Regions from separate parts of the Homo sapiens genome. Here regions 2, 3 and 4 are each linked to region 1. The links are chromatin contacts, found by Hi-C or POLR2A ChIA-PET in ENCODE. All regions are on one chromosome and are shown on one strand. The core of a region is the stretch at or near the end of the contact, and the rest is flanking DNA. Distances in the headings are between cores, read along the strand shown. Region 1 overlaps ARSB (arylsulfatase B). Region 2 overlaps LHFPL2 (LHFPL tetraspan subfamily member 2). Region 3 overlaps LHFPL2 (LHFPL tetraspan subfamily member 2). Region 4 overlaps LHFPL2 (LHFPL tetraspan subfamily member 2).

The links. Hi-C counts contacts between places; a loop is a spot of excess contacts on that map. ChIA-PET counts read pairs that join two places held with the same protein, here RNA polymerase II (POLR2A). Pooled maps may share reads with other maps.
Region 2: a map of left cardiac atrium shows a loop between it and region 1 (2.6-fold over the local background). The contact joins two enhancer-like sites. A Hi-C loop is called at or near these places in 22 of 168 maps with a recorded cell type or tissue (A673, B cell, Caco-2 and 17 more), 36 of 37 single-sample maps with no recorded cell type and 30 of 50 pooled maps.
Region 3: a pooled map shows a loop between it and region 1 (2.5-fold over the local background). The contact joins two enhancer-like sites. A Hi-C loop is called at or near these places in 2 of 50 pooled maps. POLR2A ChIA-PET finds 5 or more read pairs at or near these places in 2 of 52 experiments (Panc1 and activated CD8-positive, alpha-beta memory T cell).
Region 4: a pooled map shows a loop between it and region 1 (5-fold over the local background). The contact joins two enhancer-like sites. A Hi-C loop is called at or near these places in 7 of 168 maps with a recorded cell type or tissue (A673, Calu3, GM12878 and 4 more), 13 of 37 single-sample maps with no recorded cell type and 8 of 50 pooled maps.

What each region holds. Positions count from the first base shown.
Region 1 is chr5:78,887,092-78,890,380 of GRCh38, forward strand. All of the region lies in intron 4 of ARSB (arylsulfatase B), which reads right to left. Among named protein-coding and RNA genes, the nearest start is that of ARSB, 97 kb to the right of the region's middle. RefSeq lists an enhancer at 470-519. Within about 2 kb of position 1,885, at least 6 of the 41 ENCODE cell types and tissues checked have a DNase peak (open chromatin) inside an H3K27ac peak, as active enhancers do.
Region 2 is chr5:78,543,412-78,546,399 of GRCh38, forward strand. All of the region lies in intron 3 of LHFPL2 (LHFPL tetraspan subfamily member 2), which reads right to left. Among named protein-coding and RNA genes, the nearest start is that of LHFPL2, 100 kb to the right of the region's middle. RefSeq lists enhancers at 1-54, 55-872. Within about 2 kb of position 1,261, at least 2 of the 41 ENCODE cell types and tissues checked have a DNase peak (open chromatin) inside an H3K27ac peak, as active enhancers do.
Region 3 is chr5:78,508,771-78,511,893 of GRCh38, forward strand. It overlaps LHFPL2 (LHFPL tetraspan subfamily member 2), which reads right to left. Exons shown (of 5, transcript NM_005779.3): 4 at 1,014-1,628. The coding sequence starts at 1,443. Among named protein-coding and RNA genes, the nearest start is that of LHFPL2, 140 kb to the right of the region's middle. RefSeq lists silencers at 1,212-1,301, 1,582-1,631 and an enhancer at 1,348-1,969. Within about 2 kb of position 1,606, at least 23 of the 41 ENCODE cell types and tissues checked have a DNase peak (open chromatin) inside an H3K27ac peak, as active enhancers do.
Region 4 is chr5:78,482,699-78,485,646 of GRCh38, forward strand. It overlaps LHFPL2 (LHFPL tetraspan subfamily member 2), which reads right to left. Exons shown (of 5, transcript NM_005779.3): 5 at 2,532-2,948. Among named protein-coding and RNA genes, the nearest start is that of SCAMP1, 120 kb to the left of the region's middle. Within about 2 kb of position 1,258, at least 3 of the 41 ENCODE cell types and tissues checked have a DNase peak (open chromatin) inside an H3K27ac peak, as active enhancers do.

The DNA.
Region 1 (3,289 bases), core at 635-3,134:
TTGATTTAGTCCATTTTGTGTTGCTATAACAGAATACTGAGACTAGGTAATTTATAAAGAAAACAGGTTTATTTGGCTCACAATTCTGATGACTGATAAGTCCAAGCGCTAGGCACTGGCATCAGTTGCTGGTGAGGGCTTTTGTGCTGCATCATAACATGGCAGAGAAGTGGAAGGAGAGGCAGGTGCAGGTAAAGAGGGACCAAAGAGCAGGAAGAGCCTCACTTTATAACAACCCACTCTCATGGCGACTAATCCATTCCCTTGAGATTGAGAACTCGATCCTGGGAGACAGCATTGATCTATTCATGAGGAACCCGCCCCCATGACCCAAACACTTCCTACTGGGCCCCACCTCCCAAGATGCAGTGGCAATTAGACTTCCACATGAGCTTTGGTGGAAACAAACCACATCCAAACCATAGCACTACTTCATGTATTATGATGGAAATGAAGTGACATTGCTTATGATCTTTTCTTGGCAGGGTACCTGACACAACCTAAGTGCTCAATACATGGTAGTAACTGCTGTTGTTCTTAAAATTTACAACAACCCAAATAGTTTAGTATTATAACCATTTTGTCACGTTTTTTAAAAGGAAGTTTGAAAAAGCCAAACAGTGAATAGATGGCAATGCTAGGATTCCAACAAGGTCTGTGTGACACCCCAGGCCTCTGCCCCTAGAGCACCACACTCCTGCTATCCCTAGTATAGAGTGGGCTCACACATGTAGGCCACATAAACTTTCACTTCCTGATGAAAACCACAAGTACGGTCAACCTCAGCAAAGTGTACACTCTTCCTATGAGTGTACATAGGAAGTTATTTCAAGGTAATGGTAATTCCTTTTAGAGAAGGCTTAGCTGCTGTTGGGGAAGAAATTCAAGGCTCTACTGCCAAGGAAACTTTTGGTGGCGCCCTTAACACACCAGTTCTCAGTTCTTTTCTGTGCTTCTCGAAAGGGAGTAGAGAAGAGTCTTGAGTTAGATCAGGTGAGGAAACAATTCTTCAACACATGGGTCGGTGACAGACAATCTCATCATTTGACATCACAGACTTACAAGAATCTTTCTTCAAACCTCCCCACATCACTTCTTGACAAAAACTCAAGGCCCAAACATTCACTCAGGCCAGTTGTTGAAATACACATTCCATTTCATATTGAAGCTGAGCAGACCCGTATATTCAAAACAACAAAAGGTCACCATCAGTAGAAAGAAGAAATTCCTCCATGTTCATGATACTGCACAGAGTAGCAATCACTCATAACCAATGTATCGAAACTTAGAAGAAGGTGCTATTCATGTGATACAAAAATACACTGGAAAGAAATACCTACACTCTTCCCGTGATATCAAGAAAGGCTGAGACAGAACGATTATTTCACTCTGTTGTCTGGATTGCTGTAAGTGATGCTGGCTCAATACTTTAGAAGAAGCCTGTTGTCTCTGTTTTAAATAGATACACTTCTCTGAGGTATTATGTAGTGTCCTTCAGTTGCACATATTTGTTAGTGCTCAACGGAAAGTATTGGATGAAGATGGTGGTGGAAATAAGAGTGGAGATGATGGGGACAAGGGTGGCTGGATCTGGAATCTGATTCTAGGAGCAGCTCTTCAGTTATGACTCAGATAGGAAAATTCTCCGGGTTGTACAGAGAATTTGGCCACTTTTGCTACTGTAGGAAAGGGAAGGTGTTTCCACATATCATTAGGGGAGGCCACGGATGTAGTAAGTGTGACTGTTTTTGCAATTAGTTCTCTGTGATGTTTTGCCATTAGCAATAAGCGATTCTATCAACAGTTATTCTTTTTAAGAGCACTCCAAAGAGAAAGCACTGTCAATGGACACATGTGCAACTTCTCCAAGGCTCTCCTGGCATAGCGCCAACTGCAGATGTGGCCTCAGCAGAAGGGCAGTTCAGCTTCGCCTGTCCTTGTACCCCCACAGATGGCACCTGGCCGATGGTTGCCACTTATCAGCAATGGGGCAGAATCCACTGAGTTAGGACATTAGTTGGTTAACTATATGAGAAATAGGGTGCGGTCCATAAGTTCTAGTTCAGTCTCCTGGGTATTTCAAAGAATTCAACATAAAACTGGTAGGAGTAGCAACAAGAATAAAATAAGCTCTTTTGCAACAAGGTGGAAAAGGGAGTTTCCTATATTGCTCACTGAAGTTTGACATAAATTAGAATTTAAAAAGACAATGGAACCATCAGCATTTCAAAGACGTTTCTTCTCATTTTCCCTTCTAGTTTTATTTTTCGGCAAAAGTTAATTTCTTTCTTGTTAAGAATTCATATTCAAGAGAAATTTTTGTTTCATTTCCTGACTGACATATGAAAAAAATTCCAAATCAAAATAAGATGACGCCAGCTCCTAAAAGAAGCAAAGAAACGTTTTTTCAGGGAGATGGTTTTGCAGCAATGTTTTGGCACAGGGAAAATCTAATTATAAGGCCTTTACTGTCTAGAAAAGAAATGTCAAAGTAAGACAAACATTATCATATACAGACCGTAAATCTCACTTTATTATTCACTATTGAACAAAAATAACTGTCAAAAAGTCATGGAAAAATATTGGTTTGCCAAAGATCTAAGCAAAAACATTAAGTATATGACAATGAAGCCTCATCCATATCCAGCTGATAAAAATCAAAATGAAACCATGACAACAGCATTAATTTTTAGAACTACTCCCCAAACAATTTAATGTGTGGCTTGGCCGTGGAGGGCTGCCCTGAAACATCATCTCTACCCCAACATCCCTGTGCATGCTTCAGCTGGGGCTTACCCTAGTCATCCTTCCCAACCTGACTCAAAGATCACAAAAGGAAAAGCAAGGAAGGCTCTAGCAGCCTCATACCAAGCCTGGACATCTCTTTGAACACGGCCCTGATGCAAGGGTGACTAACAGATGAGTAGGCAACATCGTTTCAAAAATGGAGAAGCCTCTTTGTCCCAGAAAAGTATCTGCTTGTTGATGGTTGATTCTTTGGATTTTTTTTTAAATTACTGAGAGGCAAACTGGAGTGCTAATATATGTCTTAGTACACATCTAAAGGATTCGGTAAATTCAATCTTCTCCTGCTAAAAGATTTTGGAGACATTATCTACCTAGATATTCAAATTACATTCTGATATTCTCAAATCTTATCTTTTTTTTTTTTTTTTTGAGACAAAGTCTCACTCCTCCAACCAGGATGGAGTGCAGTGGCAGGATCACAGCTCACTGCAGCCTCGATCTCCTGGGCTCAATCAATCCTCCCACTTCAGCCTCCCAAGTA
Region 2 (2,988 bases), core at 11-2,510, 340 kb before region 1:
GTGGGAATCTCCCTGGGGCTCTGTCCCTACAAGCAGGGGCACAGCATGCATCCACAGAGCTCTCTGGGCTCCAGGTGGGCCTCCACCTGGCCATTCTCCCTCACTGCCCCTCTGAGAGAGTGCGGCACAGTAGGAGAGCCAAGCCCTCAGCCTTGTCCCTGAGAGAATCCTCAGACCCCAGGCCTGGCCTTCTGGCTGCAGGGATGAGGTCAGGAGCCAGCAAAGCCCAGGGCAGCCCCACTAGGGCTGCAGGTCCCAGAAATCCCCAGGATACAGGGGACCAAGGTGAGGCTGAAGAGCGACCCTTTCCTCAGCAAGTCAAGTCACCTTCAGGAACACACAGCTGGAGGACTAAGGGAGACAGGTGAGATGTGTGTATAGTGACAAGGACAAAATAGGAAGATTAGAGCAAGACATCATGCCATTGCTGCACGTGAACTAAAGGCAGAGAAGATGACTTGGGACGGGAGGTGGAGGGGAGAGTCTGACTTTGCCTTTGATTGTCTCTTGCAATTCCAGGTGGAGATAGCAGAGACTCAGAATGGTGGAAGTCAATCTACCTCCAGTGGCAGATATGCCCAGGTGAGAGGGGCAGGCTGGCAAGCACTCTTCCCTGGCTCTAGTGAAGGGCACTGAGGGAGTGCTGAGGACAATCACTGACCACCCACCAGTGCCAGGACAGCAATGGCTTGACCTGCCCATTCAGAGTCCCTTGTTATGGCAGCTTCCCACGTGGCTGTCTTCCAGATATAGTTTGTCCTCTTACTTGAAGCCCCCAACCTGTGAGAACTTCAACACCCCAGCTGCTGTAGACAGTAAACTCCAAGAGGGGATCATGTGTCTCTCCCACAGGCAACACTGCATCCTTGCACAGGCATCTGGCACACAGAGCAGGTCTGCAATAAATATCTATTGCACGACACCTCAGAGGGTAAAGCAGAGCTCAGGTCTTTGGTTTTGCATCATTACAGGTAGCACATTTTGAACACAATATACAAAAGCAAATCGGCTTCAGCACTCCTGAATTGACATAGTAGGGGACAGGGGTAGACATAAAAAAAAATCTCTAAATGAAAACTAATAGTGGCTTTCTTATAGGGCTACCATTTTTACAGTAAAACTTTAGCTGGGAAAACCTCTGTTGTGATTTTTGTTAATAGGATGTATATGTAGCAGTTGTCTGAATCTTCAAGTAGCTGATCTGTGCGGATGCAGTGACGGAGCCACAGCTTGCTGACCGCAGCAGTTTTAAAGTGACTCATCAGCAAGGTCAGGCCACCTTGGTGGGAAACTGGGGCCAAAGGCAGAAAAGTGTGCCAGGAAGTCCCAGGCCATCTTCTTACACACACACACACACACGTATACACACACACACCCCAAAACAGAAAAAAAAATCCAGCTGAAATGAACGTTCCAGCCTGCATTTAACTCCATTTTAGTCTGCTTTTCAGTAACCAGGACAGCGACAAGCTTTTCTTTCTTGTCTTTTCTTTTTTTAAAAGAAAAAATTCCCTAACCAAAATATGGAATTCATCTGCATTGTAATCCCAAGTGGAGAGTGCACGCATTTCCTCTGGATCGTGCATCACTCACTCCCACTCTCTCTCATTTCTCATGGACAATGAATGGAAACACTCCCTTGTAGGAATTTCAACCGCCACTTTGAGACAGATGTTTTGGAAACCACTGACAAGCTGCTTGTCACTGTGAGGCGGATCATACACTTTCACAGCCATTTGGTCCAAAACCACGCAGAGAGCGCTTCTTCACGTCCAGCTCCAATACGATCTGCAGGGTATTAGATGGCTGATACTTAGCCACTTCTTCATGTCCCCCTTACCCAACACATTCCCCATCAGGAGGCAACACCGAAGGCTCTATCTCAGCAAAGTCACCATTGTCTGCTATAGAATCAAGAGTAGGATTTCTCTGTGAAGATCCAGCATGGTCCAAGCCTTCAATGAAAACACTACTTTCAGGAAGAGAGTTAGGCACTTGGGAAAGAAAATGAACATTTTTAAGCCACCAAGGTACTGTTCATAAATGTCTGCTAGGCAAATGGGGACCTCATGGCTTGAAAGAGTTATTATTCAATACTTCCCAAGCACCCACATAAGTTCATGTTTCTCCCTGAGGGCCTCACTTGCTCCATGAGACGAACTCACTACAGCGTTCATCTTGTTTAAAAAGACTTGGTGTGATGCGTGGAGGCCGATCATTCGAGCCACCTGGATGTGCTGTGAAATAGTTTCTCAAGCAGTCCCAGCTTTTCCAAATGCACCTATCAAAACAAACCTAAGTGCCTGTTAAATTCACTCTTTAGGAGACCTACTTTGTTCCAACAGAGTCAACTGACCGAAGATAACTTTCTGCAGAATCTAAGACACTCGCCTGAACAATCTTATTGGCCAGAATAAAGAATAAGACACTGGTTCATATACATTTGGAAGGGTATGAAGTCAGTCAAGGGCAGACCCTCAAAAAGACTCATCCTTACTTCTCAGTCTTTAGCTAAGGCCATGATACAGAGGCTGAAATGAAGAAACTAAGATACAATCTGAGAAAAATACCCAAACTTTAAAACTTAAAACCTGTGCAAAAGTTGCTCTCCTATACCTTGGTCATGTTACTTACTGAGTTCTAATTTCTACGGTACCACTAAAAACTCTGGAGTGACCGTCTGTGAGCCATTAAACCCAAGCACAAACGCACACTTTCAGGGCTGTACATGTCTGCGTAGTTTTTGCACACATTGTTAAGATTATACTGCTGGCTTATTTTCTCTATATTCTCTTTTCTACGATAAAGATCATTTACATGCAACATTAAATTTCAACTTTATATGGGGCAATTTTTGAGTGGATTGATCATAAAGCCGCATCTCTGGCAGGAAAGACACTTTTCAAAGTAGCCGTTCTGAGGCACTCCACTCACTAAAACCATGAGAGGGACACGGCAGCAGTGTATGCAAGGGCATCGGCTCTAGCC
Region 3 (3,123 bases), core at 356-2,855, 380 kb before region 1:
ATTTAGTGTTGTAGGTGGGTAACTTTGTCCTGTTAGAGTCTAGATTAATGTCTTGGTTAAAAAGTAAGCACTTGTTTTCTGAATATCAAAGCAAGAGTCTACTCTACTTCTTTGGGGATGTATTCAAACTCAGCCATGTGTTTTTGTGTGTGAATTTCTGTCACCCAGAACAAGAACCTTGAATCAAACCTAGACAGATTGTTACCCCATTGGTTCAGGACTCACCTTTCAAACCCATGCGGGGAAGCCTACGAAAATACTGGTAGCAGTGGATGCTTTCCTGCAGCTCACAACCTTCTCCCTGGGACCACTGTAAAGAGCTCATGCTTTTACTTTCCACCCATTTCTAATAAGCTCGTTAGTGAGAAATTCCCAGAAAATGGAAGAGTTCGCTTGCATTTTCTGATCTGAATGCACAGAACATTCTGTCAGGCTCTAGGAGACAGACAATTTAAACCAGAACATCACTAAACACAGAGCAGCTGATACTAATTCCTTCCCAGCCCGTGTCTTTCCCACCCAAGCTGAAATCATCTGGGGGCTGGAGCTGAGAGTGGATGCGGAAAGCAGGCTTGCTGCTTCTTAATGAGCGCCCCCGCTTACATTCCTCTTAGCATAAAGTGCTTGCTGCAGGTGGGACTCACGCTCTCCATAATTCCTCAGGGAGTTGCACTGAAGTGGAGAGCATGCTTTTAATTTAATGGGAAAAACAAAAAGCAGGAGTAGTTACTCAAACTAAAACCAACAGCTTAGACCCCGAGGAAATAAGCAATGAGGAGGACCACGTAAGACCAGAGAACAAGCCTGTCTTCCTGTGGGGTAAGACAGGGGAAAGAGACCCATGCGAGCAGCACACAAACGTCGCCTAGAACGGAAGGGGCAAAGGAAACCTGAATAGACAGAAAGTGGTCTTCTCCAAAACTAGCAGGAAGCGAATGCCCAGTACCAGAGTGCGCTGCACCGGCAGCTCTCCATCCCTCCATCCCACCGTGCCCGGGGTCCTGCCTTCTTACCTGCAATTCCTTGCAACAGCCCACAGACATTGAAGATGCTTTTCTTCATGATGCTCTGTACACACATGGTGAAGACGGACACCAAGGCCACCATGCAGAGAATAAAGATTCCCACAGCCAGGAAAATAGCTGTGGCCTGCCAGAAGCCGCTGGCGATCTCGCCGAAGCTCTCGGCGTAGGGCCCGCACAGCGTGTCCCGCTGGAAGTGCTGCACCCCTGGGTTCCGGATGCAGCGGGCGTAGATGCCCAGGGTGGGGTGGTAGGGCTCCGGGGAGCCCCCGCCCGGGCCCGCCGGCTCCACGCCGCCGCGGCTCCTCGCTTTCCCGATCAGCCAGTCTGCACTCATGAAGGCAATGAGCTCGGCAAAAGCCACCACAATACTCAGCAAGGTCCAGAGCATCGAGCGACAGGTGACAATGACATGACACATATTGATGTTCCGGGCGAAGAAAGAGTCAGGAGTCCACGGAGTTAATCAAAACAAGAAAGTCGGTGGGGAAGGAGGCTCGGGCGGCCCGGGAAGGAAGTCGCAGCTGCAGTCATTCACTCCCGCCGCCGGCCGCGTTCATGCTGGGGACAGCGCTCCCGGACCCAGAGCACCGCCTGCGGCCTCACCTAGGGGAGAGGGAGGGCGGTTAGCAGCGCCGCCAGGCCCCGCCCCGCCTTCCCGCCGCGCAGCGACACCGTCCAAGTCCGGCCCGTGCCCGCAGAACCCTGCCAGCAAGCCCCGGGCCTGGCTAGCATGCCAGGCGGTTGTTGCACTGGCTGCGTTTGTTTCAAGTTCTTCCTGACCTCACTGCACTTAGAACTCTATGTGGCAGTTAACCTTATCTCTAGGGAGCACCATGGAAGGAGGCGGCCAGTGCCAGGTCCTGCTCCCAACCCAGGGGGCACTGTCCTGGTTGCTGCTGCACTTTTAGGACAGGGCTCCCGCTCCCTCATCTTTTACTGGAAAAAGTCAAACAGCACAGGGATCCAGAGAGGAGGAGGCAAGACTGGCAATCAACTCTATTAGTGGATGTTTTGTTTTGTTTTTAAGTTTGCAAGACTTTTTGCCTGCTGTTTTGGTACTAGGTGAGCTAAGTTTTGAGAAACTTGGACCAAGCGCTTTTGCTTAACAGTAGAGAGTAGCAACACCCCGCTTTTATTTCCTCGAAATTAAATTACTAGCAGAGACATAAGTGTGTTTGCTTCATAGGTAAATAGGAAAGAATCACATGTAAAAGAATAAACAAAACATTGCTCCCATACCTATACTTTATCCATTTTTCACAGGGTGATTTTTAGACAAAATAATTTACACTAATTAAAACTCAGAGGGGAAAAAAAAAAAACCTTAAGAGTTCATGACTTACTTGGGGAAATTATTTTTAAAAGACATTAATGACCGTTAACTAAGCATCATTACAACTGAGTGGACTTGTTGACAACAGAACCTTGTCTATGAAGAATGCATCCCTTGAATTGTCCCAATTCATCCCATGTGCCTCTGCCTAAGCTTCGATTCACCCCAGGTCGGGAACTCAACATGCCCATTGTTTCTCATTTCACAGAGGCCTCATTCTGTCTCCACGGAGGAATGACTTCATTACCAGAAGACATTGCTCCAGTGGCTCAAGCCTTCTTCAGAGGAGTCTGGACCCTGAAATGGGGGCCAGCAGGGCTGGTTTGCAGCCCCATTTTCTGCCCCATTCCAAGGCCAGGAACAATCACATAGCTCACATCTGGGCACATGGCCCTGCTCTGAATGATTAGATCTCATTAACCGAGGTCAAATCAACTCCATGAGAACTGCAAAGAGCCCCCTGGCATGTTGGGAGTGGGGTGAGGCAGGGAGTTATCGAAGAGGAAGAGAAGCGGAGAAATAAGGAAGCCCAGTGTCAAAGCTTAAAATGCCCGTTTCTACACCCTGCACCAGCTGTCTGCCTGCTGGCTGACTTCCTAGTGAGCATGTGACTCTACCCATCCCTTGAAACATGATGTATTTTAAAATCCTCATATCATGGTAGTTGCTATACAAGATGCTATTTTGGGGACACAGCTAGTGCACTACTAGGAACATATGCACTTAATTGTCAGGGTGTGTGTGCGTGTGTCACAGCGCTGTGCC
Region 4 (2,948 bases), core at 8-2,507, 410 kb before region 1:
ATTCTTCAGCAGTGTAAATTTACTAAAGGGTCTTTGGCGTTTGTGTGTTTGGAGAAACTTTAGTCGAGGACAAATCCTTATTATTAGGTTAAATATGCTTCTTATGTGATTATAATAGTTGCTTACCCTGAATGAGAGATTATTTATACTAAGAAAACAATAAAAACTGTCAAAGCCTATCATTTATTTTCCCACTGTCACATACTTAATGAATTTCTTGTGTCTGTTTTCAGGATTGAGCTAAATCATGATTGATAAATTGAGACATATGGTGTCATCTTCAAAATTATGAAAAATCACTAGGTGTTTTCTCTGAAAGGGAGGAAGAAGCAGTGTTTTCATCAGTTGTGATGGTGAGGCCCTTTTGGAGTTTTATTTGGAAGTTATTCTAAGTGTTTACAATGTAGAGATATTGCCCAGGAGTTTGCATTGGCTGCCTTCCCACCTTGTGCATTCCAGGTAGAAGGAAACAACATAGCAGTTTGAGTGAGTTGCCTTTGGTGTCAAACATGTATCTGAGCTTTGGCTTTTCCGCTTATTAGCTTTCTAACCTGGGATACATTATTTAACCTCAGTTATTTAAGTGACAGTTATCTGTAAAACAATAGTAACAGTTTCTATCTCATAGGATTTTGATGAATAAATGAATTTTATGAAGTATTTAGCATAGTATCTGCCCATAGAAGTTGCACAATAACTAAGGACACTTACCATCTCTCAGGTGTATTGATGACTCCCAAATCTCTCTCTCTCCTTAGTATAGTCCTAGCTGCACACAGGACTTCTACATTGGCAGCCTAAGCTGAACCTCCTCACCTTCATTGTCCCTGCTTCTTCTGGAGTCTTCATCTTGGTGATCACATCACCTTCCACTCAGTGTCTACGCTAAATACCTGGCTGTCATCCTAGACTCTTTCCTCTCCTTCCTCTCCACTTCTGATCAGTCACCTGCCCATTCTTTTTCCCTAACATAGAATTCATCCCATTGACTGTCCTTTACCATCACTGCCTTAATTCAGGCTTTCGTCTCTTGTGAATAAAATCATAGTGGTTTCCCCTAAACATAGGCATTTGGACTGCCTACCTGTAGGTGTTCAATTTTTCAGGATGTTTGGCTAGAAAAAGCTAAAAAGCTGCTAATAGCAATGTGTTACTTGATTGACTTTTCTTTCCCATGTGGTTTTGGTTTCACTACTTCCTCTTTTTGTGTGCTTTTATCTGTGTCCTGTGTACCTTAGTAAAATTGGCAGTTCTTGTCTGCAAGACTTATCTTGCACAACTGTTCAGGGTAAGGAGAGGAAGTTGCAAGGAAGAAGATAGTAGTAGGGGGAGCAGTGGGATGGCTCTGCCAAATGACTCAGCTGCTAGTGAGGGCCTCTGAAATAAAGTTATTGGTTCTTACTGCTTTGAAGAGTAAAGTTTGCTTTGATACCCTACCCTTCATTGTTTGAGAGTTGAAAAAGATTGTTTGAAACTACTGAAATAATATCCACATAAAATATCCACGTTAGTAAGGACCGTTGTAAGTGGTTGTTTGGTTAAGCAAAAACTTTAAGGGGGTGTAGGTGTAATTTGAATGCAGCATGTTCCAGAAAGATCAGTGTGGAAAGTGGACCTAGTAGCAGAATTGCTAGATAACAACTAAGGATGGGAAGCGGGGGAAGCACATGGGAGGATTCCCCAGCTTCTGCTAAAATTCAACCAGGGTCCATTCTCTGTGTGGATTAACTTTTGGGGAATACAATAACAGCTGAAAAAGCAATGGAAATTTTCTAATTTTTCTTGGGTTATTCAAATCATGATTATTTGGAAAACTGTGTGTGGTTTTTTTAAACTGATATGGGTAACTTTGTCAGCTTTTATTAGAAACCAAAACATGAATCTAATTTCAACTGTCATAGGCCCTAGATCAGGGGAAGAAACTGCCTTTTTTTGGTATGAAATAATAAATGCTTCATGGGATACAGAGAGTTGAGAGTTGAGAAGGGCATTTAGTGTCATTCTTGAGTTTATAAATTAGAATTCCACCTCTTCTGGATGAGGGTTTATATGGCCAGGATTACCTTCAGGAAACATGGATGTGGAATGGCACCGTATCATTGGCTTTTATTTTTAGGGATGTTGTTGGAAGAGGAGGATGTGTCTTTCAGTTAACTTTTCCCCTTGTCATTGTTACATATTTATGTTTGAAAATCCCTTTTTAATACTTCGGAGCATTTTCATATTTCATAGCTTTACTTTAAAATATATGTTTACAATACTTGAGATGTTTTTTCCTATTTACAATTGTGTTGATGCTTCTTCAAGGAAGAAATACATACTTGACGTTAAAGAAAGATAGCCCAGGGTAGGGACATATATGTTACTAGTGAATGGGATAGTTTAAAATACCTGAATATCTTTTTTCCATTCATCAATATTACATGTAAGTTAGTGTTTAAAATAAATGTTGACTGATTGATAGGTATTTTCTTGATCAGATTATACACATCATATTGAAGCCAGTATACTCAGACTTGAAAGAATAAGAATGAATTGCAAAATCTGGTTTAATTAAGATCTGGGGAGGGGAGCACATAGTGAAAATACATATGCACAGGAACCAAATCAATGCTAGACAATGTATTAGTTTACAATATAATAGGATAACTACAAGTTTGAAGGCTCAAATTGAGTCCATCAGCTGTAAATACAATTTTATATTTGGCTCAAGTGGCTGTTGAATATCAAGTGGTGCCGAGTCCCTCCAGAGCACCTACTGACCCCCTCAGCCTTGGAAGGAGTTTCACCACAGTCTCAGAAGAAATCCCAGTCGTGCCTTTAACTCTTTTGGCCCTTGGGAGTCATTGCAACCCCAATACAAATGCCGGCCCAGGGATTTCCAGTGGCCACAAGTTATTGCACAGAGAGGTCTGTTCTAAGCCAGACTCTTACAGCTAAGGAGGTGT